2 separate regions of the Homo sapiens genome follow, and region 1 is linked to region 2. Evidence: read pairs that join two places in POLR2A ChIA-PET (ENCODE). Cell type or tissue: PC-9. All regions are shown on one strand. Links, peaks and the distances in the headings refer to the core of each region. The heading gives the core; the rest is flanking DNA. Region 1 overlaps ZBTB7C (zinc finger and BTB domain containing 7C). Region 2 overlaps ZBTB7C (zinc finger and BTB domain containing 7C).

Region 1 (2,908 bases), core at 306-2,805, 110 kb after region 2:
TAATGAGAGGGACTCAGCCAGATGATATCATTATCCAGGCAGCTGTGACCACATTACCCATCAGGTCAGTACCATCTGACTTTGGGACAGCAGTTGAACAGTAGCCAGAATAAAGTGCAATGGCCATTTAAATTAGCCACCCTTTGGGTTTTGGTTATAATAAACAAGGTTATTAATCTTTTTCTCTTTTTTTTGAGATGGAGTCTCGCTCTGTCGCCCAGGCTGGAGTGCAGTGGCGTGATCTCAGCTCACTGCAAGCTCCGCCTCCCGGGTTCACGCCATTCTTCTGCCTCAGCCTCCCAAGTAGCTGGGACTACAGGCACCTGCCACTACGCCCAGCTAATTTTTTTTGTATTTTTTTAGTAGAGACGGGATTTCACCATGTTAGCCAGGATGGTCTCGATCTCCTGACCTCATGATCTACCCGCTTTGGCCTCCCAAAGTGCTGGGATTACAGGCGTGAGCCACCGCGCCTGGCCGAAGCCTATTAATCTTTTAAAAATTTTAAAAACCAAGATGCTGCCTGGCATGGCCTCCTAGTGAAGACTTTTCTGACTTACCTGGGCAGTTTGTTGCCTCTTCTATGAACTCCTGTGGTTACATCAAGATGAATCTCTGTGTGTGTGTTTTTTTTGTTTTTTTTTAATCACTGCTGCCCTTAAGGCCAGGCTTAGAATAGGCAGTCACTTACATAGCTGGATTGTGGGCCATCAGGAGGACAGCCCTGTCTCTGCTCTGGCCTCAAATATTCACTTTTTCTTGCTCAGCCTTAGAGGTGTCTTAAATTCCACTCCGAGTCATTCATATAAACTTTTTGGATTTCAGCAGATCTGGGCCAGTCCTGAGCCTGCTTACCCTCAGATGCCCTCAGATATCTTCCCTGCTCTGCATGTTGGGGGCTGCCCTGCCAGTGGCATTGCCAGTAGGCTTCTGGCTAGGCTTGGCCAGGGGGAGGGCTAGAGCGAGCTTGAGGCAGGAGGTCAGGAAGAAGGGAGAAACCGGGTATCTTCCCCCTACCACCACATCAGGTGGCATCTCCACCACGGCTGAGTCTACTCTGTGGGCCCAGCTCCCTTACCCTAGTTCGGGCACTGGCAGGAAAGCCCAGTCAGTGCTCTGTTAATACAGTCTCCCCTCTTCTACTCTCACAGCTTTCTGTTGTTAATCGTGAGTTCCCTCACATGAGTCCCCACATTACATTCTCTCTGTTGAATTACCTGGTCCTGACTGGCCCCCGGGCACTTGCAGGATCCCTGTAGAAATGCAAAACCCCTGTATGCCTCCATCCTCAGTGTTTAGTGGAAGTATACCAGGGTATTTCATGGCTTTCCTTCGGCAAGCAAGGCTCAGCAAAAGTTTGATCTATCAGCCTTTATCTACCGATAAAAACCTAGAGTTAATCAGTCAACCAAAAAGCCAGTTAAAGCAGAGATCAGAAACCAAAGCTGCATGAATAACTTACAAATCTTATTTTAACTTCGCACTTAGAAATGTACACTTCTCCACCAGTCTTTCGAGGTGGGTCAAGGCCTTTCATCTGCATATGAGTCTAGTGGTTAGGGTTCCCCCTCTATTCTTCTGGCGTAAACCATCCCCATAAGGACTCTTCTGTGGTTTCTAGAATGGATTTATTAAAGTGGTATGAGAACTTAAAGACAGATGCAAAGCGTATTTGAGTGCAAAATCCTTCTAGGTTTCCAGTTTGCTTTCCAATATTGTATTATCTCCTCCACACCCAATTCAACAGCATTTTTTAAGTGATTCACCTTTGAGTATATCAATTTAGTCTGCATGAAAACTTCAACTTGCTTTCTTTTTGTACTTCGATTTCATCAGTTTACATGATATTTAAATTGTGAAGAACAATAACCAGTACAACTGGCATAAACAGGTTTGGGCCCAGCGCAGCTGCTCCTTACCAGGCATGCAGCTCAGCTAATGGGTACAGGGGCGTTGGGGCATACCAGGGCAAGGCTGGTAGCCTCCAGGGTTCACAACGTGTTAAGTTCATTACATTTGCCAAGGGGATGGGAAGTGTTGACTAATGCTGTGAGCCTAGTAAGTGGAGATGGCACTCCTCCTGTAATTTCCGCCAGGGCTCTGTGTCTGGAAGTGTCGACCCACTATGGAGAAACAAGCACTTGGGCTGATTGGGTGGATGGTGCCCTTATTATTGCAATATCAGCATGTTAATGATTCTATGATTGACATAGAATCTATGCTGCCACAGATTCTATGATTGACATCCACACCCTGCATCTTTGCCAAGGTTCTTCTTCCTGTGTCCTCATCTCTCCACCACTTGACCCAGGACTGGAGGAGTTGGGTGTGAAGAGAAGCACTGGCCTAAGTGTGAATACACAGAGCACTGGACTCTGCCAAATGGGATAAACGGAGGCCACCGAGTGGCCTCTGAAGGTATCATTGGACAATGATGAAGTGGCACCTTTCTTAAGGACCCACAGTGGGTGAGATGGGCAGAGTCTTCCAGCCCAGAACTCAGAAAACATCAGTAGGGTCCTGTCAGGAAGATTAGAGCTCTGGCCTGCTAGACTCTGCCTCGCTGTCCGAAGCTGTCTCCTCACCTGCACAGTGAAGGAGCTGGGCCAAGCAGTCCTAAGAGTTCCCTCAGCTGTTACAGCCAATGTGTCTAAAAGCTCTAATAAATGAGACCCACCCTGGAAATGCTTACAGTCATGAGCTGTCCGATACAATAACCATGAGCTGCCTGTAGATATCAAGTGCTTGAAATGTGAACACCCCAAGTTCTGATGCACTGTGAATGTAAAATGCACACTGGATTTCAAAAACTTAGTTTAAAAAAGAACATACTATTTCTTATTATTGATACATCTCAAAACAATATTTAGGGCCAAGCATGGTGGCTCATGCCTACAATCCCAGCACT
Region 2 (2,908 bases), core at 275-2,774:
ACCTAGTAGTCATTTCAGAGAGTCCCAGTTGTTATACATCCTCGCCAATACTTGATGTTTTATTTCAGCCATTCTGGTTGTTGCAGAATATGGTCTCTTTATTTCGCATTTGCATGATCTTTTATGTTTACTCACCATAGATGACTAAACATATAAGACTTAAAGAAATGGAAGTACTATGTTCATTAATTGAAAGAATCAATAGTGTTAAGATGTCTATTTCCTTCCTACAGGAAATTGACTTCGTTATTAATACTGTCTATTTCCTTCCTGCAGAAAATAGACATCTTAACACTATTGATTATTTCAACTCATGAACATAGTACCTCCATTTCTTTAAGTCTTATTTGTCTCGGCATTGTACTTCTCAGTGTAGAGGTTGTGCCCATATTTCACTGGTTTTATTTCTTAGGTATTTAATTTGTTAATGCTATTGTAAGTTGTATTTAAAAATTTTGTCCTCTACATATTGTCACTAGTCTATAGAAAATATAATTGATTTTTGATTATTGACCTTTTGTCTAGCAGCCTTGCTAGATTCATTTATTTGTTCTAGTCTTGCCTGAACCAAACTGTAAACTAAGGGGTTAGATGTCCTCTAACCCCTTCTGCAGAGTGCTAGACCTCAGTAAATACTTCCTGGCTACCCTGAAAATCTTCCTACAGTGAAGAGAGGGGAAAGAAGAGTGTCCCCAGGGCCCTGAGGATCCCTGGTCATTGGTCCCTAGGCAGATATAACCCCCCTCAAGATTGCTCCCCACTCCACCCCCAAGCTGGGCTGCTTTTTTATTCTCACTGTACCTTGCCACCATTAAAATGAGTACTTACCTCTTTGCTTAGTGGCCAAGAGAAGTCAGCAGCCAAATGAGAATTGCCAGTAAGCCCAAAGCAGGCTAAATGTACACACTTTCTCTCTCCTTTGAGAGCTCCTGGCTGAGTTTCCATGGGAGCCTCTGGCATAGGCTGCAGGGGTATAGCTGGGATGTGTTGGGAGAGAGGGTGGAATTGGTACTGAGGAGTGGGTCTGTGGAGGTAACCTTAGGCCATGGAACACATAACACAACCATTTGTCAAATATTTGCCAAGGTCCTAGTCTGGGTGACTCTTTTGCTTGGTCCTCAAGAGGCATGGTCTTGTCTTTAGGAATGTTGCTGTAGATAAGGAGGCAAAGCTTAAGCTACATGAAGGGAAGGAATGTCTCAGGAGTCTGGAGGCCTGGGTTTAAGTTCCGGCTCTATCAGCAAGGAAAGCTATCAGGCTTTCCAACCTGTACCTTCCCTTCCTGCATGGGCCTTGTCTCCCAGCGAGATTATAAAAGGGCATTAGTCATCCTCTCCAGTTCCACCTGGCTCTGAGCCTCTCCCTTAGAAGCAGCCCAGAAGGCCAAGAAAGAGGAGGAGATGATAAGTGCAGTGGGTATCTAGGTAAAAAGATCCGTGTGGAATGGGGTGGGTAGGTTCACAAGGGAGGCTGGAGTGAGAGACTGGGCATGCGCAGAGTTGGTTGGGTGGAGAGGAGGAGGCCAGCTCCTCCCAGCACGTCTGCTGTCTCTGTGAGGACCCTCTCCAGGCACATTCTATCCATCTCCCACCACCGCAAGCAGTGTGACCTGATGGAGTGGCCAAGGTATAAATCAGAGGTGGAAGGAATGCAAAAAGGAGGGAGGCACTGCAGAGAGAAGGGGTGAGGGCCTGAGGGGGAGCCCCCATCTCCCAGGTGTGCAAGAGCAGCTTCACACTGTAGCTGATGTGTGGGCCACCTGGTTCAGGATCAGGGACTCATGCAGAATGGTCAAGGATGGCTTAACAGCTGTCACTGAAAAATCCCCAGGGAAATTATGAGTAGAGGAGACACCCCCTCTTCAGAGCCTCTCCTCCTCTCTACCCTGTACTGCAAAGACTATTTGGTGGGGTGGGGGGCTGCCTGCACCTTGCACTTCTCAAGCAACTCCCTTGTGCCAGGCTCTGGGCTGGGTGCTGGGGATGTAAAGATGAGGGGGACACAGCTCCTGCTTCAGGAATCATTTAAAGAGTGGCGGGACAGGTGCTGTGGTGGAGCTCAGGGTAACCACAGGAACACCCAACCCAGGGGGTGGGGCAGTGGGGGCCCATGGTCCCACTTCTGAGGGAAGGTGACACCAAAAGATTTAGCCCTGAGAAGGTCACACAGAAATGAAGCAACCTGAAGGCAGCTCCATGGGGCCGCTGTCCCTGTTGTTGATGTTTCTGGAATATGGGTCTAGGATCAGAAGCAAAAGAGGAAGTCCATTCTTTTGCACTGCAGAACATTCCTACAGTGGACCCAAGCTGTTTTGTCCTTCTCAGCAGCTTTAAGATTTCTCCACATAGGGTGAGTTAAGGAAAGATCCCTGTAGCGGAGCCTGCCAGCTTTCGGCCCAGGCCAGCCATGTCCCTGGCCACATGAGTCCAGTGGTGCCACCTCCCACATCTCCTGCAACCACCTGGAGCTGTGGCTCTGCTGACTTAGGACTGTGCTTGGAGCCACGCTGTGTGTTATTGTGAGCCCTTAGGCCTTGGTGCATGAATTCCTGGAGTATGGTCTCTGCTGGGAAAGGGTGGAAAGAGGGAGACTGAGTGAGGCCCCGGGCAGAAAAGGGGGAAGACTCTCATGGCAGAGGCACCAAAGCTAGGCATCTGGGCCTCCATCCTCTTGCTCAACAGAGGGCCTGACATTCCATGCTGGGAGGTGTGGACACCTTGGAGGGGCCGTGGCTGGGTGAGGGTGAGAAGAGGGGGTCTTGAGGCTGCTGGATGAATGGCAAGCAGGGTAAGAGGGCAAGGCCAGGGGCGTAGGTGGGGAGGTAGGAGGTGATCTTCAGGCTGGAGACTTCTGTGGAGGCAGGGGAAGGCCATGCCCAACTCCTGAGCCCTTCCTCTGCCCAGGGTTG

What was found. Peaks named below come from ENCODE experiments on the same cell type or tissue, not always from the same donor. Only the 100,000 strongest peaks of a DNase experiment are listed, where the experiment ranks them.
Region 1: POLR2A ChIA-PET joins it to region 2 with 5 read pairs; 2 of 35 experiments call an interaction of 5 or more read pairs at or near these places.

What each region holds. Positions count from the first base shown.
Region 1 is chr18:48,091,345-48,094,252 of GRCh38, reverse strand. The region is part of intron 3 of ZBTB7C (zinc finger and BTB domain containing 7C); the gene reads left to right. Among named protein-coding and RNA genes, the nearest start is that of ZBTB7C-AS1, 70 kb to the left of the region's middle. In PC-9, for the core only: no CTCF peak of the experiment used is centred there; no DNase peak of the experiment used is centred there.
Region 2 is chr18:48,202,856-48,205,763 of GRCh38, reverse strand. The region is part of intron 2 of ZBTB7C (zinc finger and BTB domain containing 7C); the gene reads left to right. Among named protein-coding and RNA genes, the nearest start is that of ZBTB7C-AS1, 42 kb to the right of the region's middle. In PC-9, for the core only: no CTCF peak of the experiment used is centred there; a DNase peak (open chromatin) is centred at 1,283.